2 separate regions of the Homo sapiens genome follow, and region 1 is linked to region 2. The links are chromatin loops, found by intact Hi-C in ENCODE. Cell type or tissue: mammary epithelial cell. All regions are shown on one strand. Each heading gives the region's core, and the rest is flanking DNA. Links, peaks and the distances in the headings are about the cores only.

What was found. Hi-C counts contacts between places; a loop is a spot of excess contacts. Peaks named below come from ENCODE experiments on the same cell type or tissue, not always from the same donor. Only the 100,000 strongest peaks of a DNase experiment are listed, where the experiment ranks them.
Region 1: a loop joins it to region 2, with 16 times the contacts of the local background. A loop is called at or near these places in 2 of 110 quality-filtered maps.

Annotation. Positions count from the first base shown.
Region 1 is chr14:20,864,855-20,877,415 of GRCh38, reverse strand. LOC100507513 (a long non-coding RNA gene) reads left to right here. Exons shown (of 4, transcript XR_110261.4): 2 at 1,673-1,879; 3 at 2,580-3,857; 4 at 6,960-7,181. Among named protein-coding and RNA genes, the nearest start is that of RNASE3, 20 kb to the left of the region's middle. RefSeq lists enhancers at 3,365-3,414, 3,525-3,624. In mammary epithelial cell, for the core only: CTCF peaks have their summits at 3,597 (motif pointing right) and 10,276 (motif pointing right); no DNase peak of the experiment used is centred there.
Region 2 is chr14:20,928,175-20,940,735 of GRCh38, reverse strand. LOC100507513 (a long non-coding RNA gene) reads left to right here and starts at 3,913. Exons shown (of 4, transcript XR_110261.4): 1 at 3,913-4,634. In mammary epithelial cell, for the core only: a CTCF peak has its summit at 6,361 (motif pointing right); no DNase peak of the experiment used is centred there.

The DNA of each region.
Region 1 (12,561 bases), core at 2,623-10,622, 63 kb after region 2:
TTGAGGAATAGGAAATTATTTTTAGGAGAGTTGAATGGGCCCAAAGAACCTACCATAGTTTGTAAATTATACTCTTTGGAAACTCTTTGGAGTATGACAAAGAATAGACAACAGCTTCTGACAAAGTCTGCCTAGGTGTGGTGACATCCCTCAGTCTCACTTTCTGCTGTGAGTTTAATCTTCTCTGGTTAAGAAAATCTCAGGGAGGTGATCAAAGTCCACTGGGTTCTTTCTGGAGGAGCTTTGGATAAGGTAACTTCAGAAAGGAAGAGTTTCATCCTGCACTTAGGGGCAAAACAGGAGAAGTTAAGAAAGTCCTTGGTTCTGAGGCTGATTCTAACACCCTTTCATTTTATTTGATTCAAAGTGCCTAGCATTGGAGGGTGGGTGAGGGGGAAGTTAATGGTTAATGGGTAAAAAAAAAAAAAAAAAATAGAATGAATAGGCTGGGCACAGTGCCTCACACCTGTAATCCTAGCACTTTGGGAAGTTGAGGCGGCAGATCACCTGAGGTCAGGGGTTGAAGACCAGCCTGGCCAACATGGCTAAACACCGTTCCTACTAAAAATACAAAAATTAGCTGGGCATGGTGGCATATGCCTGTAATCCCAGCTACTTGGGAGGCTGAGGCAGGAGACTCACTTGAACCCAGGAGGCAGAAGTTGTACTGAGCCAAGATCATGCCACTACACTCCAGTCTGGGCGACAGAACAAGACTCGGTCTCAAAAAGAAAAAAGAATGTATAAGATCTAGTTTTGATAGCACAAATATAGGGTGACTATCATCAATAATAATTTTATTGTACATTTTAAAATAACTAAAAGATTTAAATTGGCTTGTTTGTAGCATAAAGAAAAAATGCTTGAAGGGATGGATACCCCATTTACCCTGATGTGATTATTAGGCATTGGATGCCTGTACCAAAATATCTCATGTACCCCTTAAATATATACACCTACTACATACCCATAATTTTTTTTTGTTTGTTTTTGAGATGAAGTCTTGCTCTTGTCACCTAGGCTGGAGTTCAATGATGCAATCTCGGACCACTGTAACCTCTGTATCCCGGGTTCAAGTGATTCTCCCGTCTCAGCCTCCTGAGTAGCTGGGATTACTGGTGCCTGCCATCATGCCCAGTTAATTTTTGTATTTTTGGTAGAGACAGGATTTCACCATGTTGGCCAGGCTGGTCTCAAACTCCTGACCTCAGGCAATCCACCCACCTCGGCCTCCCAAAGTGCTGGGATTACAGGCGTGAGCCACCGTGCCCAGCCATCATAGAGTTTTAAAATTGGAAAAATTGCACTTAATTAGATTAACAATTCTCAAATGGAAACTCAATTTGCAAACTAATTATTTCTCCTTACTTGAACATGTGTATACCAATATGCACATATACAAAATCACACATGAACCCACACAGTAATGTATAAAAAAAATACAGAATGTGAGAGCTGAAAGAGATCTTTTGTCTATAATCTTCACTTTAGTGATGAGGAGTAGAAGGATAAGGTGATTTGCCAAGCTCCAGTAGCAAGCTTATGATAGACACTAAACCCCAAGTTTCTGCATATTTGCAGTGATGTCATAGGCACTCTGTGTGATGCTGGTGAACATTTTAGGTGTGAAATAGTAAGCATAAAATTAGTAATACCTGGCAATCTGTTTAAGATCATTGACAGGCCTGAGAGTTTTCCATACGGCCTGCACCCTAACCTCTGGGAAGAAAATATCCACAATGAAATTTCTACAAGATTAGAGGAAGGAGAGAGGCAACGGGGATTCCATTTCTACTAGGAGTATCAACCTCTGAGAGGGATATATCCATCTCTGTGGATGTCATCTGCTCTGCAGAAAACCCTTTCTTGGAACTACCAGGTATGTAAAAAAAGAGTCAGATATTAGACCTAGAGACAGAAGGCTCACACACAGTCACCCAGAATCCCTGATCACCAAGAATTAGAACATTTCTGGAAGATGGGCTCTATACATGGAAGAGTTGGGAATCTTTATTTTGAGGCAGAGAAATATGTGGGGGAAACATAAACTCTACTCCCTTAGAATTGAAATGCTCACATTTTTAAAAACAGCGTTTAAACAGACATTTGTATTTAAGGAAGTGAAAATATTTTCTAAGATGCAGGTCATATGGATCTGTCAATTCTCTTCTGAGTTAGGTCACTCTAAAAAGGGGTTGGCAATGATACCTGCCTCACCTCACAGGCTATGGGTGAGCAGCAGATGGACTGATAGATGCAAACACCTCAGAGATGAAAGTTTTTAGTTTAACTGGTCTGCTTAGGTAAGGAGCAAGAATCACTTTGGGGTTTGGAAATAACCTTGTACATAGGACAATCCCATAAAGGGTTGAGAGGGCGGTAGTCATCTCCGTTATTGACAAGGAGGTGGAAAAAGGATGTGAGAACACTTGTTGCCAAGAGTACACAAAGAATAAGTGTAGAAAAGGCAGGAGGGGAGAACTGGGAACATTAAGTATAGGGCCAAGACTTCTTAGGAACAGGACAAGGGACCGTGGCTTGTTCTTTTGACTCTGCTCTTCTTTGAAATGCTTTCACAGGAAACATGAATCTGATGTGGACCCTCCTCCTTTTCCTCCTTTTGGACGTAACTGTCTTCATTCCAGCCCTGCCCTTCTCAACACGACATTTAGACAACCCCAGGTCGTGGGTCCCTAGAGGACACCACCGATACTGTGATGTGATGATGAGGTGCCGTTGGCTGATCTATAGGGGTAAATGCGAGCAGATCCACACATTCATTCATAGAATCTGACCACCATAGCAGATTTCTGCAGAACTCCACCACTGCCCTGTACCAACAGCCCCTCCATGTGCAGCTGCCACAACAGTACTCATGATGTCAATGTCACTGACTGCTTTGCCAGCACAGGGACCCGACCTCTTCACTGCCACTACCAAAAATAAGAAGGAGTCCACCAGGCCCATGCGAGTGGGCTGCAAGAAGGGGGCATCTGTTCACCTGGATGGCTAGGTTCCTCCTGACAACGGCACCTGAATGACTTGCACCCTACGCCTTCAAATCTGTGCAGCACTGTCAAGGTCTTCTTTGTAAATGCTTCGTCCTTTGCACGCAGGCTCCTGCGTCTTTCTTACAGCCTGTTCCCCACCAACCCCATGTGCCCTACCCCTGCCACAGTGTCAGGGCTTTTGGTGGAGGATAAGGCTGCAGTGGAGGGTTGGTGGGAGGGAGCCTGAATTACGGAAATAATACTCGGGAAAAGACTTGCTCCAACCAAGCTGCTAGACAATCCCCTTCTCCTGGGGCTGATCTTCCCACCAGCTGCTCTCATAAAACCTCCTGATGGCTGGCCCTAGGTTTCCTGGATCATAGGGTCCTTCTGCCTTCTGCGGGACATTCTATGCCTTTCTCCTCAATGGGCTCCTTCGGAGGGTATTAGGGACGATACCCTGGCGGGAAACCGCTTCCTTTAGGGAAACAAATCACTGTGGCTCCAGGGGTGTCACCGGAAAAAGCCGTTTCCGGAGAAGCCGGAGGAGCTTGGGCAACTCCGCAGGCCCAGAGCCTTCGTGGTCTCCCAGTTCCCGTGGCCGTCGTATTGGTCGGCAGGGGGCGCCGCGCCACAAGCTTCCTGCACAAGAGTCCAAAACTTCTTTCTTGGTTTCCTTTGAGACAGGCTGCAGGTTTCTTGGTTGCTGACACGGGTAGACGATAATAGGTGAATAAACAAAATCCAGCCAGCATAAATACAGTCTAACTGTTGAAGAACAGATTTCTGAGTCTACCATAACTTTCATACACTGCAGCACTTTAACGTTGAACCTGCCACCTTCAGATTCACACTGCAGCACCTCAGGTAAGAAGGAAAGGAAGTGAATATGCACTGAGGACCTACTTGTGTTATGAGCTTTACAGTTCAGCTGCGCTGGAGAAGAGTTTATTTCTTTCATGGAATCCATTACATCACCGATCCCCTTCTGAAGGAGGTTATTTTATCCACGAGAGGAAGCATCCAAAGGTGTTCATATTCTCTACCCTGTGACTCCAGCAGAATGGTGACAAGGTTTTGAAGCAAAGGAGGGCACTTGACTCTAGGGCAGCCGTCCATTAACTGACTAGCCCGGTGCCTGTGGAACAGAGTTGCGTGAGGATTTTACCCTTTTGGAATAATCCAGTGACAAAACTGGATACTATTACTTTCATTCCTTCCCCCGATGCCAGGAGGTATAGCTGTTTTGCCTTTGTTCTTGACATTCAGCACTTAGCCTAATGCTCGCTATAAAAGTGCCTTCAAGAAATCTTTAAGGGGCCATTTTGGTAGGTCTGGTTGTTGCTGTGGATCTTTTGTAGATGCCCATTTTTAGATTAGAAAAGTTTCTTCCCTTCTGCTCCTGTTTATGTCTCTTGAATGGATTGGGAATTTCGTTGAATGATGGGATTATACAGCATATTTCTTTAATCAGTTAATGGGGTGAATTAGATTAGTTGATTTTAGAATACTAAACCAACCTTGTATTCCTGGGATAAACCCATTTTGGTTATGTGATATAATCTTTTTTATATATGACTAAATTTAATTTGCTAATATTTTGTTAAATTTTTTTTGCATTTATGTTCACGAATGAGATTGGTCTGTAATTTTTTGTATTGCCTTGTTTAATTTTGGTATCTAGGTTATATGTTAGCTTCCAGAAATGAATTGGGGAGTAGTCCTTCTTTATTTTGTAACTGGAATTATATGTTATTTTAATACTTGGTAGAACTCACATGTAAGGCTGTTTGGTCCTGATATTTTCTTATTTTCTTTGAGACTGCTTTTTCTTTTTTCTTTTCCTTTTTTTTTTTTTTTGGAGATGGGTCTTCCTATGTTGCCCAGGCTAGTGTGCAGTGGCTATTCACAGGTGCAATCACAGAGCATACCTCGAATTACTGGTCTCAACTGATCCTTGAACACTCGGTCTCAGGTGCCTCAAACTCCTGGGCTTGAACTCCTGATCTCGAATAATCCTGCTGCCTCAGCCTCCAGAGTAGCTGGGTCTACAGGTACACACCACCAGGCTTAGCCTCAAACTATTTTAAACTTCTGTTTCAATTTCCTTAATGGTTAAAGAGATGCTAACTTTTCCATTTCTTCTTGAGAAAGCTTTGGTAGATTGTTTTTTCCCACGTAGGAATTTATCCATTTCGTCTAAAGTTCCCAAATATATTAGCACAAAGTTATTCATAATCTGTTTAATATTTATAGCATTGATTTTATGTCCTATTTTTATTCTGACTTTTTTGTACCTTTTTTATTGATAAAACTTTTGAGGTGTGTCTCTCTTATTAGACAGAGATTTTTTCAGACATGCAGAAGCGAGTACTTATAAACTCATGTAGAAACTTTTTTAGAATGGGTCCGTCTTTTTTTTTGAGATTGAGTCTCACTCAGTCACCCAGGCTGGAGTGCAGTGGCACAATCTCGGTTCACTGCAACCTTCGGTTCCTGGGTTCAAGCAACTCTCCTTCCTCAGCCTCCTGAGTAGCTGGGATTACAGGCATGCGCCACCACACCCAGCTAATTTTTGTATTTTTAGTAGAGACAGGGTTTCACCATGTTGGCCAGGCTGGTCTTGAATTCCTTACCTCAGGTGATCTGCCCTCCTCAGCCTCCCAAAGTGCTGGGATTACAGGTGTGAGCCACCGTGCCTGGCCAGGTCCACCTCTTGAGCCACACAGATCTGCTTCCCCAGACAGGTTCAAGAGACAACTCCTCCAGGCTTCCTACCAGTCTCTGTTCCTGAAGGGAAACTTAAGAGGAAGTTTACTGTGGACAAACAAACTGTAGTCACTGTCAATGCCGCAGATCTTGGGGCTGTAACTAGCACCCATCCACTCCTTCCTTTACTATGTATTCTAATCTCCCTTTACCCTTAGGTCTTAGTTGCTTATTCTTATTTACCCTCTCACCAGTTCTGAGGGTTAAGCCCTTGGTAATCATATTTTTCTCAGGCTGAGGTGGCTACACACTTACATTCACAGTTAAAATGGAGCATGGGAGTAACAGAAAGCACCCAAGTAGATTACTTGGGTTCTACATAAATTCTTTTCTGCCTCTATTGGGTAAAAGCAGCCCTACCTCCCTCCTGCTAATCAAGGTTACTTAGCCTTGACAGTATGGCAACTCCTCTTCACGTCTGCTGGTCCCTAGACACGAGAAATCCAAAGTGTCCTGGGAAAAGCTGTAGCTTGCAGTTCAATGAGACCTTTCTGTGTAAGTTGGCAAGGGTGCATCTTCTTTGGGGACCTGGACCTTTGACCCTGCAGAGCCTAGAGTTACAGAAATGAAAGCACAACATATCTGAGTGGGTCAATCAGAGAGATGGTAAGTGGAGCTACTCCTGCTTCTACTTCTCGGTTCCTGGATCCGTGTATTCTTCCTATTGGGAACACAGTACCCTTTACAGGCCTCTGATTTAATAAATACACTGCATCCTGAAGAATGATACCCCATACTTTCATAATGTTACCTCTTAGCTGCTGCTTCAGCTGTGTCTTTGGAAAGTCAGTTTCTCTTCTTTCCTCCCTCCCTCCTTTCTTTCTTCTACCCTCCTTTCTTCTTTTCTCTCTTTTCCGTTCCTTCCTTTCCTCATTTCTCTTTCTCTTTCTTCCTCCCTCCCTCCCTTCCTTTCTTTCCTTGAGCTGAAATGGCTTGCACCTTCCTTTTCCCACATAAACACCAATGGACTCTTCCCATTAGTCCTCTAGTTTCTTCCAGAGGTAGGTGAAATTATTGAAGAGACTTCAGCAGAAATTAGGGAAGATCTTCTGAACTGTGATTAAATGGAGTGTGGTCGTTTACCTAATTATCCTTGGTTATCACCTTCTGTGATTGTGATTTTACTTATTAAGCAGCAGAGCCATCTGGCGAAGACCTGCATTACTTTTTAATCTTATGCTTGCCTTTTGTCTTTCCCAGATTTGATAAATGGTTGGTCCTTATGATCCACTGATGCAGACTACTTGGGAGGTCCCAATGTCCTGGTGCCCAAAGGCAAGATCATTTTTCCCCCTGCAGTGTTTCTGTCTATCATGATGATGTGAGTGGGCTCTTATTGGGGGTGCCTAATGCTGCCATAAAGAAAGAGTTTTCTTGGCTTGGTGCAGTGGCTCACGCCTGTAATCCCAACACTTTGGGAGGCTGAGGCAGGCGGATCACGAGGTCAAGAGATCAAGACCAACCTGGCCAACATGGTGAAATCCTGTCTCTACTAAAAATATAAAAATTAGCTGGGCGTGGTGGCGTGCACCTGTTGTCCCAGCTACTCGGGAGGCTGAGACAGGAGAATTGCTTGAACCCGGGAAGTGGAGGTTGCAGTGAGCCGAGACTGCGCCACTGCACTCCAGCCTGGCGACAGAGCAAGACTCCATCTCAAAGAAAAAAAAAAGAAAAGGTTTTATCTTCTGAATTAAGCTGTATCCCTCTGAGCTAGTCAGGGAAATAGGCAATCTTTTTTTCTATGGCTCATAGATACTGGTATCACTGGTTATCACTTGTGATAAGTAAGCAACATCCTTCCTTCATAGATTTATAGCTCAGTGTTTGGCATATGCCCTATAATTATTATCACAAGCAAGGTGTGCAGAGGCAAAGTTTTCTAGGATACAAGCACCTGTCTGTTTTGTTCACCTCTCCCTATATGGCACTTAGCATAGTGCTTGTCATATCAAAGGCACTCAGAAATGTTAATTAAGTAAATATTAGTGATGGAAGAATGTCTTTCTATTGTCTTCACATATGAATAAAAAGGGGGCCAGGGGCAGTGGTTCATGCCTGTAATCCCAGCACTTTGAGAGGGTGAGGTGAGTGGATCACTTAAGTCCAGGAATTTGGGACCAGTCTGGGCAACATGGTGAAACCCCATCTCTACAAAAAATACAAAAATTAGCCGGGCGTAGTGGCACACGCCTGTAGTCCCGACTACTCAGGAGGGTGAGGTGGGAGGATCGCTTGAGCCTAGGAGGTGGAGGTCACAGTGAGCCGAGGTTGGGCTGCTGCACTCCAGCCTGGGAGACAGAGCCAGACCCTGTCTCAAAAAAAAAAAAAGTTAACTAGATAAAACATCCTTTGTTTCTGGATGTCCAAAGAGTTGTTTTTATTGTTTCACTGAAATGTCATGGATTAATATAGTCTGTATTCCTGTATTAGTAGCCTGCTATTACTACACAAAAACATTCGAATGCCTTCTCTTTTGCTGTATTTTAGACATTTTTCAAAAGCCTAGGTTTCTGTGTTGCTTTTGCTTATGCTGAGACTCGGTGATCTCCACCTGTTTCTAAAACCAGCTCCCTATCTCCTGCTGAAGAATGTTCCTTTTGTTCTTTGACTTTTGATTCTGTGTCTTGTGTTTTAAGGTTCAGTTTAGGAATCTCAGTATACTTTAGGTTGATTCCCTGGAATTCAAGTGAGATGCATTTTTTTCTTTTTTTGAGAAATTAATTAACAATTTATGCTAATGTGTGGATGTTTAAGTTCCTGGCATTTGACTGAGCTTTGTAATGTGTACTTTCTACACTGTGGAAAGAAGGAGTTCTAAAAATATATATATAGCCAGGTGCAGTGGCTCACGCCTCTAATCCCAGCACTTTGGGAGGCCGAGGCGGGTGGATCATTTGAGGTCAAGGGTTTGAGACCAGCCTGGCCAACATGGTGAAACCCCGTCTGTACTAAAAATACAAAAATAAGCCAGGCATGGTGGCAGGTGCCTGTAATCCCAGCTACTCGGGAGGCTGAGGCAGGAGAATCGCTTGAACCCAGGAGGTGGATGTTGCAGTGACCTGAGACTGTGCCATTGCACTCCAGCCTGGGCAACAAGAGTAAAACTCCATCTCAAAAAGAAAAAATATATATATTCTCAGAAAGAAAATATATCTATCTATCTATATAGATAGATAGATAGATTTCAAAATATGAATTTTTTTTTCCTATCAAGATAGAAGATCCTGTTAATAAATTTGGAGAACAATTAGATATTCAACAAGTAGACATTGTGCATTTCTACTTAATGGACATCTGTATTGCCAGAATGCCATTGAACATGATCCTGCTTTTAAAGTAGTGGTTGTCCAAGAAAGGAGTACGAGGCTGAGAAGATTCTCTTAGAGTGACAGAATTGCTAGATTGAACAAGTTGATTCAGAATAGGTTGCTATACGTCTCTCTTACGGCTTTCAAGGATTCAGCAGGCCATTCTGGACAAGATCTACAAGAAAACATAGGTGTTTCATTTTGAGTGATAACCAAAGGTTAAACCCAAAACCCTTAGGTTCAGGATTTCAAAGTATAGGCCATACTAAGAGAAAATATTTATGACACATATACACTTGATTAATGCAGCATTTACATTTGTTTCTGTCAATAAGCTAGCAGGGAGCAAGCTAATGTGTAGGGTAATAGTGACAGACATACACCAACTTAAGAGGAACAATCAGTGTCTTACTGTCAGGCTGCCACTGATGCCCAGCTAGTGCATCATTGATCCTCACCTACAAGATTTTCTTCCTCATTTCTGCATAAGGAGGCTAAAGTTACCTCAAAAGCTGGTGGTCGTGGTCTGCAGAAAACTCAGCTTAGCATTCCCCTTTAGAGATATGGGGATACTGATGCTCAATGTTCAATGACAGCACAGCTGCCTGGACTTTATGATAAAACTCTCACTAGAGATTGAAGTTTATAGGAGCCTTAGCCTAGATTCTCATTAGTTCTTCCACAGACTTTCTCTCAAAAACAAGCAACATGTTTATATTACCCACTTTTCACATATAAGCATGTTTTTCCCTTTTAAATAAATTCTCTCAAAAATTACATTTAAAACCACATTTTACATAAACATAGTTATGAAATTTCTTAATAACAACATATTTGTAATTTGACCAAGTGGAGTGAAAACCCTCTATCAAAACAAATGCACTTTAGTGGGGAACGAGGCATCCTTTATAAATACATAAACGAATCATACACAGCACAATATCTGTGCAATATTGGTTAGCTTCCTTCTAATTCATCTCCACATGTCTTAGAACTATAAGGAATCTCCCATCATAACTCAATCTTCCCCACAACTGAGGCCCACAGCCTGAGCTGGCCAGATTCCTTTGAGGGAACTGAGTTTCCATCTCTCACTCCCTGTCATCAGCCTACTAGAAACCGAGGTGAAGGAGTGTGAATGACTTGGAGCAGTTCCTCACTGACAGAAGAGCACAAGGAATTTTCTCTCTGCAACATCTCTGCAGCAGGGGGCACCACTTCCCAAATCAAGCTTTGCTGGCGTTTTTGAAATCTGGAGGAAGGTGAAAAATGACTATTTTCATAAAGTAGGTGAAGGAAAATTCTGGAAGAGTACATCCATTTTTTTTATGCTCACCTGGAGAAGATTTGAAGGAGAACAAAATTATAAGTATCTGAAGTCAAGCAAGCACACCATGGGTCTGAGGTTGTTCTTGCTCCCTCCTGCACTTTGACTTCGTCTATAGAATGTCAATAGCCCTGTAGGCTGATGTAGATATCTTTTAGTGGGTTAATAAATAAGGGTTTTTGGTTCAAATTGCATGTAGTGTCCTTTTGCCAGCAGTGACATATGTTTTTAACACTCTAAACTGAAACAAAGAACAAGAACTTCAACAAGAACAAGTTCCCACCCTGGTAGTCACATGCACTCAAAACACCTCTTTGGAAGAGGCCACTACCACCGAGGGCAAAATTTCAAACAGTTAATGAGCTCCCAGGCTGTTTTCTTGAGTAGGAAAAATAATTGAAATACTCAGCAATAAGAGAAAAGCCAAACAGGTGATGGCACATCTGTAGGATGCAAAACTATGCTGCCATTATAAATGCACTCGAGGAGAATATGTATGGAAATGGGAAAGCATTCCCTTTATGTTGTTAAGCAATAAAAAAAAAAGAGAGAGAGACAGAGAGCAGCCATAAAATAGTACCCACATTTTAGTTTTTAATATAATCAGCAAAAAACCTGGCTGGAAACTTGTAAATTTGAAGAGTGTTTATCTTTGGTTGGTGAGATTATAGCTGACTAGTTTTTTTTTAAATTTTGTTTTTAGATTTATGACTTTTCCAAATTTCCTAACTTTTTTTTCTTTCTCCTTTTTAATTTATTATTATTATACTTTAAGTTCTAGGGTACATGTGCACAACGTGCAGGTTTGTTACATATGTATACGTGTGTCATGTTGGTGTGCTGCACCCATTAACTCGTCATTTACATTAGGTATATCTCCTAATGCTATCCCTCCCCCCTCCCCTCACCCCACGACAGGCCCCACTGTGTGATGTTTCCCATCCTGTGTCCAAGTGTTCTCATTGTTCAATTCCCACCCATGAGTGAGAACATGTGGTGTTTGGTTTTCTGTCCTTGCAACAGTTTGCTCAGAATGATGGTTTCCAGCTTCATCCATATCCCTACAAAGGACACGAGTGCATCCTTTCTTATGGCTGCATAGTAGTCCATGGTATATATGTGCCACATTTTCTTAATCCAGTCTATCATTGATGGACATTTTGGTTGGTTCCAAGTCTTTGCTAATGTGAATAGTGCTGCAATAAACATACATGTTCATGTGTCTTTATAGCAGCATGATTTATAATCCTTTGGGTATATACCCAGTAATGGGATGGCTGGGTCAAATGGTATTTCTAGTTCTAGATCCCTGAGGAATCACCACACTGTCTTCCACAATGGTTGAACTAGTTTACAGTCCCACCAACAGTGTAAAAGTGTTCCTACTTCTCTGCATCCTCTCCAGCATCTGTTGTTTCCTGACTTTTTAATGATTGCCATTCTAACTGGTGTGAGATGGTATCTCATTGTGGTTTTGATTTGCATTTCTCTGATGGCCAGTGATGATGAGCATTTTTTCATGTGTCTGTTGGCTGCATAAATGTCTTCTTTTGAGAAGTGTCTGTTCATATCCTTCACCCACTTGTTGATGGGGTTGCTTGATTTTTTTCTTGTAAATTTGTTTAAGTTCTTTGTAGATTCTGGATATTAGCCCTTTGTCAGATGAGTAGATTGCAAAAATTTTCTCCCATTCTGTAGGTTGCCTGCTCACTCTGATGGTAGTTTCTTTTGCTGTGCAGGAGCTCTTGAGTTTAATTAGATCCCATTTGTCAATTTTGGCTTTTGTTGCCATTGCTTTTGGTGTTTTAGACATGAAGTCCTTGCCCATGCCTATGTCCTGAATGGTATTGCCTAGGTTTTCTTCTAGGGTTTTTATGGTTTTAGGTCTGACATTTAAGTCTTTAATCCATCTTGAATTAATTTTTGTATAAGGTGTAAGGAAGGGATCCAGTTTCAACTTTCTACATATGGCTAGCCAGTTTTCCCAGCACCATTTATTAAATAGGGAATCCTTTCCCCATTGCTTGTTTTTGTCAGGTTTGTCAAAGATCAGATGGCTGTAGATGTGTGGTATTATTTCTGAGGGCTCTGTTCTGTTCCATTGGTCTATATCTCTGTTTTGGTACCAGTACCATGCTGTTTTGGTTACTGTAGCCTTGTAGTATAG
Region 2 (12,561 bases), core at 2,973-10,972:
CAGGAGAAGTTAAGAAAGTCCGTGGTTCTGAGGCTGATTCTAACACCCTTTCATTTTCTTTAGTTCAAAGACCTTAGCATTGGAGGGTGAGAGGGAAGTGAATGGTTAATGAGTAAAAAAATAGAATGATTAGGCCGGGCGTGGTGGCTTACACCTGTAATCCCAGCACTTTGGGAGGTTGAAGCGGGCAGACCACCTGAGGTCAGGTGTTGGAGACCAGCCTGGCCAACATGGCTAAACATCGTTCCTACTAAAAATACAAAAATTAGCTGGGCATGGTGGTACATGCCTGTAATCCCAGTTACTTGAGAGACTGAGGCAGGAGAATCACTTGAACCCAGGAGTCAGAGGTTGCAGTTAGCCGAGATCACGGCACTACACTCCAGCCTGGGTGACAGAGGAAGACTCTGTCTCAAAAAAAATTAAAATAAAAAAAAGAAAAAAAAAGAATGAATAAGATTTAGTATTTGATAGCACAAATATAGGGTGACATTCATCAATAATAATTTTATTGTACGTTTTAAAATAACTAAAAGAGTATGATTGGCTTCTTTGTAACATAAAGGATAAATGCTTGAGGGGATGGATACCCCATTTACCCTGATGTGATTAGGCCCTGGATGCCTGTATCAAAATAGCTCATGTACTCCATAAATATATACACCAAATTTGTACCCACACAAATATTGTTAAAAAATTTAAAAACAAGCAACAGAAAAAGCCCAGAGTGCTCCTCATTCCAAAGCACCACAGTTTGAAGTATTGTTTCTGAGTCCCGACACATTGTTTTTAGATTTTTCAATGTACACTATTATATCTGTAAATAGTGACAGTTTTGTTTCCTCTTTTCCAATTTTAAAATTCTATGATGGCCAGGCACGGTGGCTCATGCCTGTAAATCCCAGCACTTTGGTAGACCGAGTGGGATGGATCACCTGAGGTAAGGAGTTCGAGACCAGCCTGACAAACATGGTGAAAACGTATCCTTACCAAAAATGCAAATTAGCCAGTCATGGTGGCTCATGCCTGTAGTCTCAGCTACTCGGAAGACTGAGGCATGAGAATCTCTTGAACCCAGGAGGCAGAGGTTACAATGAGCCAAGATCAAGCCACTGCACTCCAGCCTAGGCAATAGAGTGAGAGTCAGTCTCAAAAAAGAAAGCAAAACAAAACAAAACAAAACAGAACAAAAAAACTCTGTGTTATCAGAGAGGGATATAGTCTTATTTTTTTAAATGGATCACCAATATTCTAAGTGCTATTGATTGAACAATTCATTATTTCCTCACCAGTTAGAAACGCCAGCATTATGAGATTTACTAAATCGCCATTGTTCATAGTTTACTTCTGAAGACTCTCTATTTCAATATTTTGTCTTCTGTGCTAGTAATACACAGTAGTACTGGTGAGGATAGACCAGTTATCAAAATGCTGTATGAAGATTATTTAATCAGAGTAAAGAGAAGCAAGTGGTCTTGAGGGATGTTTCATCAATGCCCCAGAAGAGCTTTATGAACTAGCCCATGCCACAATGACCAGAAAGCTAAAGGCTGTCAGATACAGGGTCTCTCTCCTCCAGACAGTGTTGGGCAAATCCTGTGAAACTGCTCTATATAGTCTCATTTCTGCTTTCGTGGCAAGTTTTCATCTTTCCGTAAAAACATCCTACTGTGTTCAATTTATTAGAATACATTGTCAGTTAAGCAAATGTATTTGCCTTAAACTAAATCTCCTCATGTGGTAAATATTTGTTGGCTGAGCTATACATTCTTCCATAACTGCCACTAATCACAACTACTTATTACTTTAGGTAGTGTGGTTTTTTTCTTCCTGGTTATCTTTGGAGGACTAGGTTAGTCTCTCACACTATGAAGGCATCTGTCTCTTCAGAATAAGGACACTTTTTTTTGCAGAATAAATTTCTGCATCTTGCCTTATCCTGCTGTCTGCGACATATTCTCTTCAAAAAGTTAAGATACAGGACATCGTTTTGCATTACAGCTCTACTGCTTATGAGTAATAAGACTTTTTTCATAGTACTCGGACAAACAGAGCATAACAGCTGTATTAGTCCATTCTTGCATTGCTATTAAGAAATATCTGAGACTGGGTAATTTATAAAGAAAAGAGGTTTAATTGGCTCACTGTTCTGCAGGCTGTACAGGAAGCATAGTGGTTTCTGCTTCTAGTGAGGCCTCAGGAAACTTCCAATCATAGTGGAAGGCAAAGGGGGAGCGAGGTGTCTCACGTGGTGGGAGCAGAAGCAAGAGAGAGAGGGAGGAGGTGCTGCACACTTTTGAACAATCAAATCTCATAACTAACTCACTATCACAAGAACAGCACCAAGAGGATGGTGCTAAACCATTCATGAGAAATCCACCCCAACGATGCAATCATGTCCCACCAGGTACCACCTCCAACACTGGGGACGATAATTTGACATGAGATTTTGTGGAGACACAGATCCAAACCATATCACCAGCAGACTGGATATTATAAACACATGGCCTGTTACGTGAGGCTATAAACACAAGAAATTATGAAATCCACAGAAGTGGTCATAATAATAAATACCTGTCAGAATGGTTGTGTGAATTAAACAAGAATAACTGAGCATGAAGTTCAAAAAGAGTTCATTTCTGGCTGGGTGCAGTGGATCATGCCTGTAATCCCAGCACTTTGAGAGGCTGAGGTGGGCAGATCACGAGGTCAAGAGATCGAGACCCTCCTGGCCAACATAGTGTAACCCTGTCTCTACTAAAAATACAAAAATTAGCCAGGCATGGTGGGGGGTTCCTGTAATCCCAGCTACTTGGGAGGCTGAAGCAGGAGAATTGCTTGAACCCAAGAGGCGGAGGTTGCAGCGAGCCGAGATCACGCCACTGCACTCCAGCCTGGGCAACAGAGGAAGACTCCATCTCAAAAGCAAAAAAAAAAAAAAAAGAATTCATTTCTCTTTTCTTGGCAACTTGGCCAATTATAAAGCAGATAGAAGTCAAGGATGTTAAAATCTAGGTATTAGATCTCAACTCAGCTTCTTGCCATGGATTAGTCAGTTTTGCTTAATTATATAAAAGGCTTTTGAGGCCTTTCTGCTCAGGAGACCTATTAAGACAGAAAAACTATGAAATCTACTGCATCACACCTTGTTGATAGACTGTATACGCAACTCCTCCTATTGCCTTCATTAACAGGTCCCTAAATTTAGCTGATTTTGGAGTTCTGAGAAACGTACGTACTAATTTCTTCCCTTGCCTTACTGAAATACAGACTGGAGTTCCAAGTAGCTTCTCCTTCAATAAAAACATATATAATTTCAGCTGGGCTCAGTGGCTCACGCCTGTAATCCCGGCACTTTGGGAGGCTGAGGCGGACGGATCACCTGAGGTCAGGAGTTCGAGACCAGCCTGAGCAACATGGAGAAACCCTGTCTCTACTAAAAATACAAAATTAGCTGGGCGTGGTGGCACACGCCTGTAATCCCAGCTACTTGGGAGGGTGCGGCAGGAGAATCCCTTGAACCCGGGAGGCGGAGGTGGTGGTGAGCCGAGATAGCATTATTGCACTCCAGCCTGGGCAACAAGAGTGAAAGTCCATCTCAAAATAAATAAATACATAAAAATAAATATAAATAAATGAATATGGCTGGGCACGGTGGCTCATGCTTGTAATCCTAGCACTTTGGGAAGCCGAGGCTGGTGGATCATGAGGTCAGGAGTTCAAGACCAGCCTGGGAAAGATGGTGAAACCCCTACTCTACTAAAAATACAAAAATTAGCTAGGCATGGTGGCCCATGCCTGTAATCCCAGCTACTCGGGAGGCTGAGGCAGAGAACTGCTTGAACCTGGGAGGCGGAGGTTCCAGTGAGTCAAGATTGCGCCACTGGATTTCAGCCTGAGTGACAGAGCCAGACTCAGTCTCAAAAACAAATAAACAAACACCAAAAAACCCGTATAACTTTAATGGTGGAGACAAAAACAGATTATGCTGTAATCTTTACATAATAGTGATTCAATTTTTTTGACCTTGCTAATAACTGCTTTAAGGAAAAACTACACTTAATTAAATTAACAATTCTGAAATGGAAACTCAATTTGCAAACTAAGTATTTCTCCTAACCTGAACATGTATAAACCAATATGCATATATACAAAATCACACATGAACCCAAACACACAGTAATGTATAGAAAAATACAGAATGTCAGAGCTGAAAGAGATCTTTTGTCTATAATCTTCACTTTAGTGATGAGGAGTAGAAGGATAAGGTGATTTGCCAAGCTCCAGTAGCAAGCTTATGATAGACACTAAACCCCAAGTTTCTGCATATTTGCAGTGATGTCATAGGCACTCTGTGTGATGCTGGTGAATATTTCAGGTGTGAAATAGTAAGCATAAAATTAGCATTACCTGGGAATCTGTTTAAAATCATTGACAGGCCTGAGAGTTTTCCATACGGCCTGCACCCTAACCTCTGGGAAGAAAATATCCACAATGAAATTTCTACAAGATTAGAGGAAGGAGAGAGGCAACGGGGATTCCATTTCTACTAGGAGTATCAACCTCTGAGAGAAAAATATCCATCTCTGTGGATGTCATCTGCTCTGCAGAAAACCCTTTCCTGGAACTCCCAGGTATTTAAAAAAAGAGTCAGATATTAGAGCTAGAGACAGAAGGCTCACACACAGTCACCCAGAATCCCTGAGCACCAAGAATTAGAACATTTCTGGAAGATAGGCTCTATACATGGAAGAGTTGGGAATCTTTATTTTGAGGCAGAGAAATATGTGGGGGAAACATAAACTCTACTCCCTTAAAATTGAAATGCTCTCATTTTTAAAAACAGCGTTTAAACAGACATTTGTATTTAAGGAAGTGAAAATATTTTCTAAGATGCAGGTCATATGAATCTGTCAATTCCCTTCTGAGTTAAGTCACTCTAAAAAGGGGTTGGCAATCATGCCTGCCTCATCTCAAGGCTATGGGTGAGTGGCAGTTGAACTGATAGATGCAAACACCTCAGAGATGAAAGTTTTTAGTTTAACTGGTCTGCTTAGGTAAGGAGCAAGAATCACTTTGGGGTTTGGAAATAACCTTGTACATAGGATAATCCCATAAAGGGTTGAGAGGGTGGTAGCCATCTCCGTTATTGACAAGGAGGTGGAAGAAGGATGTGAGAACACTTGTTGCCATGAGTACACGAAGAATAAGTGTAGAAATGGCAGGAGGGGAGAACTGCGAACACTAAGTGTTGGGCCAAGACTTCTTAGGAACAGGACAAGGGACCATGGCTTGCTCTTTTGACTCTGCTCTTCTTTGAAATGCTTTCACAAGAAACATGAATCTGATATGGACCCTCCTCCTCTTCCTCCTTTTGGACCTAACTGTCTTCACTCCAGCCCTGCCCTTCTTAACACGACATATAGACAACCCCAGGTCGTGGGTCCCTAGAGGACACCACCGATACTGTGATGTGATGATGAGGCGCAGTTGGCTGATCTATAGGGGTAAATGCGAGCAGATCCACACATTCATTCATAGAATCTGACCACCATAGCAGATTTCTGCAGAACTCCACCACTGCCCTGTACCAACAGCCCCTCCATGTGCAGCTGCCGCAACAGTACTCATGATGTCAATGTCACTGACTGCTTTGCCAGCGCAGGGACCCGACCTCTTCACTGCCACTACCAAAAATAAGAAGGAGTCCACCAGGCCCATGCGAGTGGGCTGCAAGAAGGGGGCATCTGTTCACCTGGATGGCTAGGTTCCTCCTGACACCGGCACCTGAATGACTTGCACCCTGCGCCTTCAAATCTTTGCAGCACTGTCAAAGTCTTCTTTGTAAATGCTTCTTCCCTTGCACGTGGACCCCTCATTTTTCCCAGACACATATAGGCTCCCGCGTCTTTCTTACAGCCTGTTCCCCACCAACCCCACGTCCCCTATCCCTGCCACAGTGTCAGGGCTTTTGGTGGAGGATAAGGTGGCAGTGGAGGGTTGGGAGGGAGCCTGAATTACGGAAATAATTCTCTGGAAAAGGCTTGCTCCAACCAAGCTGCTAGACAAACCCCTTCTCCTGGGACTGATCTTCCCACCAGCTGCTCTCATAAAACCTCCTGATGGCTGGCGCTACATGTCCTGGATCATAGGGTCCTTCTGCATTCTGCCAGACGTTCTGTTCCTTTCTCCTCAATGGACTCCTTCGGAGGGTATTAGGGACGATACCCTGGTGGGAAACCGCTTCCTTTAGGGAACCAAATCCCTGTGGCTCCCGGGGTGTCACCAGAAGAAGCCGCTGCTAGAGAAGTGGGAGGAGAAGGGGCAACTCCGCCCCGCCCAGAGCCTCAGTGGTCTGCCAGTTCCCGTGGCCGTTGTATTGGCCGGCAGGGGGCGCCGCGCTGCATGCTTCCTGCAGGCCAAGAGTCCAAAACTTCTTGGTTCCCTTTAAGACAGCGTGAGATGGGCTGCGAGTTTCTTGGTTGCTGACAGGGGTAGAGAATAATAGGTGAATAAACAGAAAATCCAGCCAGCATAAATACAGTCTAAATGTTGAAGAACAGATTTCTGAGTCTACCATAACTTTCTTGCAGTCCGTCACTTTAGTGTTGAACCTGCCACCTTCAGATTCACACTGCAGCACCTCAGGTAAGAAGGAAAGGAAGTGAATATGCACTGAGGACCTACTTGTGTTATGAGCTTTACAGTTCAGCTCACTAGAAAAGAGTTATTCCTTTCTTGGAAGTAAGGGCCTCAGGCCCTAAAGCTCTACAAGGTCCTAGAGCAGGTGGCAATACCAGCCAGGCTGTGTCCTTCCCTTCAGGGTCATGAGGTCCTCTAGGCCCAGGCATGTCCAGAGGTTCTGTCTGAGAGCCAGGGACCAAAGTAAAAAACCTGGGAAGTTTACGTGGTGTTCTGTTTTACTGTGGCTGAGCTTGCACTCAAGCCATGAGATGGAGTCCTTCCAGTCTTCCTTCACCTTTCCATGGGCAGAGGAGCCTCTCCCCACTGCTACCTCCAACACAGGCTCAAGAGGAATACTGCCAGGCTACTGCCAATGTTCCCTTAAGGCCCCGGAGCTCTGCAGTCAGCTTGTGGTGAATGCTGCCTGGCCTGGGACTCACCCTTCAGGGAAGTGGATTCCCCTCTGACCCAGGGCAGGTCCAGAAATGCCAGCCAAGAGCCAAGATCTGGAATTGGGGATCCAAGAGCCGGCTTGGTGCTCTACCCCGCTGTAGCTGAGCTGCTATCTAAGCTGCAAGACAGAGTCCCCTTTACTTTTCCCTCTGCTTTTCTCAAGCAGAAGAATTGTCCCTTCATGACTGCCCCAGCTGTAAGTATGGTGGGTCTCACCTGAAGCCAGCATATCTCAGAGTCTCACCTAAGGCCCATGGAGTGTGCTACTGGGTATTGCTGCTGGTTATTTAGGGCCTGAGGGTTCTTCAGTCAGCAGGTGATGAATCCTGGAAGGACTAGGTCCTTTCCTTCTAGGCAGTGGGTTTTCTTCTGGTGCAGGGTGTGTCTAGAAATGTCCTTCAGGAGCGAGTGCCTGAAATGGTGGCTTCATGACTCTGACTGGTGCCCTATCCTATTGTGGCTGAGCTGATCTTTACGATGTAAGACAAAGTCCTAGTTACTCTTTCCTCTCCTTTCCTCAAGCAGAAGGAAGGAGTCACTTTCATTGCTGTGAGCTGTGCTGCCTGGGGTTGGGGGAGCGGTTGTGCAAGCACTCCCTTAGCTGCCCTGACAAGTGTCACACTAGTGGTGTCTAGGTCCACTGGCTCTGAGCTCAGCACAGCACTGGGACTTGCCTTGTAGTTGTAGTTCTTGTGGCCTAGATTGAGTTTCAAATATATTTAGGACCCCAGAGCACTTTAGCCTACTGTGGCAAAGCTTTCCCAAACTCAGTGTCTGACCGCTGGGATAGGCAATTCCCCTTTGGCTAAGGTGGTCTAAATGCTCCTTCTGTGGATGGGCTGTGACAGGGCAGCACTGAGTTCAATGCAGATTTCCACAATTGCTAAACTCTCCCTCCCCCATGCACTCAGATTCTGTCTCAGCTCCATGTGGTGGCTGTTGGGAGATGGGGGAGTGGTGGCCTCAGTGATTCAAAATTGTCTTTCCTAACCTCTTCAGTGCCTCTTTCAGTGATATGAAGTTAAAATAGGTACTATGATTGTTGACTTGATTTTCATTTCCTATGTAGGTGCTTTTTTGTGTGTAGATAGTTGTTGTTAAATGTGGTGTTTCTGCTGGTATGTGTGGGGGTGCAATCAATGGACACTTCTATTGGGCCATCCAGCTCAATCCCTTCTTCTTGATTCTTTGGCTATCTGAGGAGTTAAATATATCCCCATTCATTAACCTAAAACAGTTTCTTAAGCATTTGTTCAGTGTCTTCTGAACCCAAGGGTTATAGCAATAAGACCAAGTCAATTCATACCCCATGATGAGCTTCAGCTAAGCCCTGCACAAATTCTCCCTACATATAAGTGAAGTGTTGCTATAGCCTGACAGGTCAGTTGTGTACACTTGGATATCAATAGGGTCAACTGAATAGAAGCCTCATATCAAGACATAAATGCTGGATAATAGGTGTATGTAGCTAGAATCATCTGGGTAATAATGCAAATGGTATCATCGCTTCCTGTGCTTTGGAATTTCCCCACACTGAGATTACTTCCGATGTACATGAAGGCTTCTGAAGCCAGAGTTTGGTAAAAAATGGATCTCAAAGTTGGGCTGGAGACAGGTTGTTTCAGAACCACTTGAGGAAATGCTTGAAAATGCAGAATCCTGAGCTCCATGTGCAGACGTTCTGTATGAGTATATCCGGAATGGAGCCCACGGATCCATAGTGCAAAACTTCCCCCAGGTGATCCAAATGGAAACTACACTAAAGTTTGAAGTTTTTTCAGGTGTGGCACTTACAGGCTGGCAGAAAACACTATCAATGAATTTGTGTATAATATTTGATTATATAGTTTATTATTATCGAAAATTGGTCATTAGTCATTAGGGATTGATTATGAGTATCCCAGTGATACAAAATTGATGACCTATGTGCTAGTTTCTATATGTCACTGCTTACCCATAGCTTCCTTTTAAGATTTAAAGAATTTTGTCCTCTTGCTTTTCTGTTTGGCTAGAGGCAGTTGGGGGCATGAGGAAAAATCCTTCCTGTTCCAGAAATACTGAGGAGTGAACTGTTACATTCATACTTACTGAGTATCCTGTCCCTTTAGTTTTTTCACAAGTCAGCTAACCCAGACAGTCTGAGGAACACTAATTCATAAGAATACTTAAAATAACCCCTCAGGCTTTTTTTTGCTAGTCTTTTGTCCTACCAAATGCAAAGACAGTTTTGAAGGTCAGGCCAAAATAGCTTCCTCACTAAAAATACAATTAGATATTACTATGGAGTCTTACAGGAATAATGATCAAGCAGATGAAACTATGAAAAGTTTTGTACATGATGTAATTATATTTCGTTTATTCAATTAATCAAGTATTCAGAATATTCCCATATAAGCAATCAAGTAACTCACATACATAAACCAAGTGAACCACATATATGCCTCTTTAAAACACACACACACACACACACACACACACACACACACACACAGACACATTCATTCTTTATTGCAGACTCATAGATTGCAAAGTGTCTGAGATAGATGGCCGTTTGATGCAAGCCTGTTATTTGGAGATGAGTAGCAGAATATAAGGATAATTTGCTCAGATTCCACATCCAACTGGCAGGCCATCTGCACTGAATCCCCCAGAGATTTGCCCTGAGACTTTTATTGATACAGTCAAGATCATGTAATGGCCCTCTACCACAATCCTAAATATGGGTATGCACTATATTTTGAGAAGTGTGTGTGGTAGAAAAATTGTTCAAGGAAATTGCTGGATCTCAAGAGCTTTGATTGTGGTTGAACATCCAGATCTTTTGTCCTGTAGTGACACGTCCTGGGTCTTTCACACACCTTTCCTGTAATAAAGAGGTAATGGACTCAGAGGATTTCAATACCACAAAGCAGATCGGCTTTCAAAGCACAAGGTTCTTAGAGCTCCTCAGCTAGCAGGTCTCACGCTCTGTCTTACTCTACCTGCTGACTTGGGATAGTCACACTCTTCCTCCGAGGTGAGAAGGGGAGGGACAGACACATGTAATACGGGCCAGTTTAGAGCCTCACTCTGTGACCAGGTGGCTGGACTGGAGAAGGAAGAGAGCAGGAGATGGAGTGAGGGATAGCTCCATCACTGTCTGATTCCCAGCTGTAGGGTGATGGGTGTTGGGCTCAGGGACCCTCAGCCTTCCAGGTCATCCAGTGCTGCCTTATTATGGTTCTTTTAGTTTTACTTGATTGCTTCTCCTTTGTTTGAATGTTGTAATAGTAGGGAGTCTGTGGTTAACAAATATATGCATCTTTACGAATATAGATATATGCACATAAGTGCATATGCATATGTAGAATGCATATACATTCATATGGTGAAAATGTAAACTCAATTATTAAAAAAGGGTATCTAGTGAAAAAGATGTCTTCATTTACCTTTGTTTATCGAGGCTAGGTTTGTATTCCAGGAAGAATAATTATTCAGTTTTTTAGTACTCTTTCTATAATATATATACTGAATCTAAGCATATATGTGGTAGTACATATAAGCATACTCACTTTTCCTCATTTATACAGATTTCTTCGTATAATTCCTCTATGTCCCCCCTCAGTAACATGCTCTATTTAAAAACTAAAATAATAGTGTTTGCTGTGGACTGAATTATGTCCCTTAAAAATTCATATATTGTAGTCCTAACCCCCAGTCTCACTGTATTTGGAGGGAGAGCCTATAAGGATAAACTTAATGTTAAATGACATCATAAAGGTGGAGCCTTGATTCAAGAGGATTAGTATCCTTATAAAAAGAGACACCACCAGCTGGGTTGGTGACTCTCACTTGTTATCCCAGCACTTTGGGCACCTGAGGCAGGAAGATCGCTTGAGGCCAAGAGCTCAAGATCATTGTGGGCAACTGGGACAGTTTGGATATTTGCCCCATCCATATGTGATATTGGAATATAATCCCCAGTGTTGGAGGCAGGCTTGGTGGGAAGTGATTGGATCTTGGGGCTGGATTTCTCGTGAATCAGCGCCATTCCCTTGGTGCTGTTCTCCTGATAGTGAGTGAGTTCTCGTGAGATCTGGTTGTTCAAATTGTGGTACATTCCCCCTTGCCCTCTTGCCCCAGCACCTGCCATGTCAGACCCCTGTTCCCCCTGTGCCTTCCACCATGATTGGAAGCTTCCTGAGGCCTCCCCAGAAGCAGGAACTGCTATGCTTTCTGTAAAGCCTGCAGAACTGAGAGCTAGATTAACCTCCTTTCTTTATAAATTACCCGGTTTCAGGTGTTTCTTTGTAACAATGTGAGAAAGAACTAATACAGGGGCAAACTTCTCATGAATGGTTTAGCACCAAATCCTTGGTGCTGTCCTGGAGAAAATGAGTGAGTTCTTCTGAGACTGGTCATTTAAAAGTTGTGATACCTCCCCCTACGACTTCCAACTCTCTCTTGCTCTTGCTTTCCCCATGTGAAGTGCCTGTTCCCGCTTCATCTTCTGCCACGATTATAAGCTTCCTGAGGCCTTCCTAGAAGCTGATACCAGGGCTATACTTCCTGAGCATCGTACAGAACCATGAGCCAATTAAACTTCTTTTCTTTATAAGTTACCCAATCTCAGGAATTATTTCATAGCAATGAAAGAACAGCCTAATACAGCAATATAGCAAGATGCCATCTCTACAAAACAAAACAAAAAACAAAAAACAAACAAACAAAAAAACAAGAGACACACCAGAGAGCTTACTTCTTCCTCCACTATCTGAGGACACAGTGGTGGGGGAACAACTGTCAGCAAGCCAGGAAGGGAGACCTCACTGCAAACTGAACCTGCCAGATCCTTCATCTTGAACTTCCCAGTGTCCAGAGCTGTGATTGTGATATTGTGATTTATAATGAGAAATGCAACTTCTGGGCATGGTGGCTACAGCCTATATTCCCAGCTACTTGGAAGACTGAGGCAGAAGGATGCCTTGAACCCCGGAGGTGGGGGTACAGTGAGCTATGATGGCACCACTGCACTCCGGCCTGGGTGACCGAGTGAAATCCCATCTCTAAAAAAATATATAGCATATATTTAATGTTCCTGCCTGTTTCCTGACTCAGAGCCCCTAAAACTCTTAAAATTTCTGAATAAGTGTCTAATGAAGTACATTAATGAGACGAGTGGCACCTGTGTAGTCTCAGGAGGGGTCTGGTTGCTAGCAGAGCTGAGCAAGTGATTAGAGGGTTAAAACATCCATTGCTACCCCAGCTAACCCCCTGGAAGGGGGATTGAAGGTTGAGTTGATCAGCAGTGGCGAATAATTTCATCAGTCATGCCAACGTAGTGACACCTCCATAAACCCCAAGAGGAGAGAGAGAGACTTTGGTAAGTTTCTGGATTTGGTGAATGATATGGTTTGGCTCTGTGTCCCCACCCAAATCTCATGT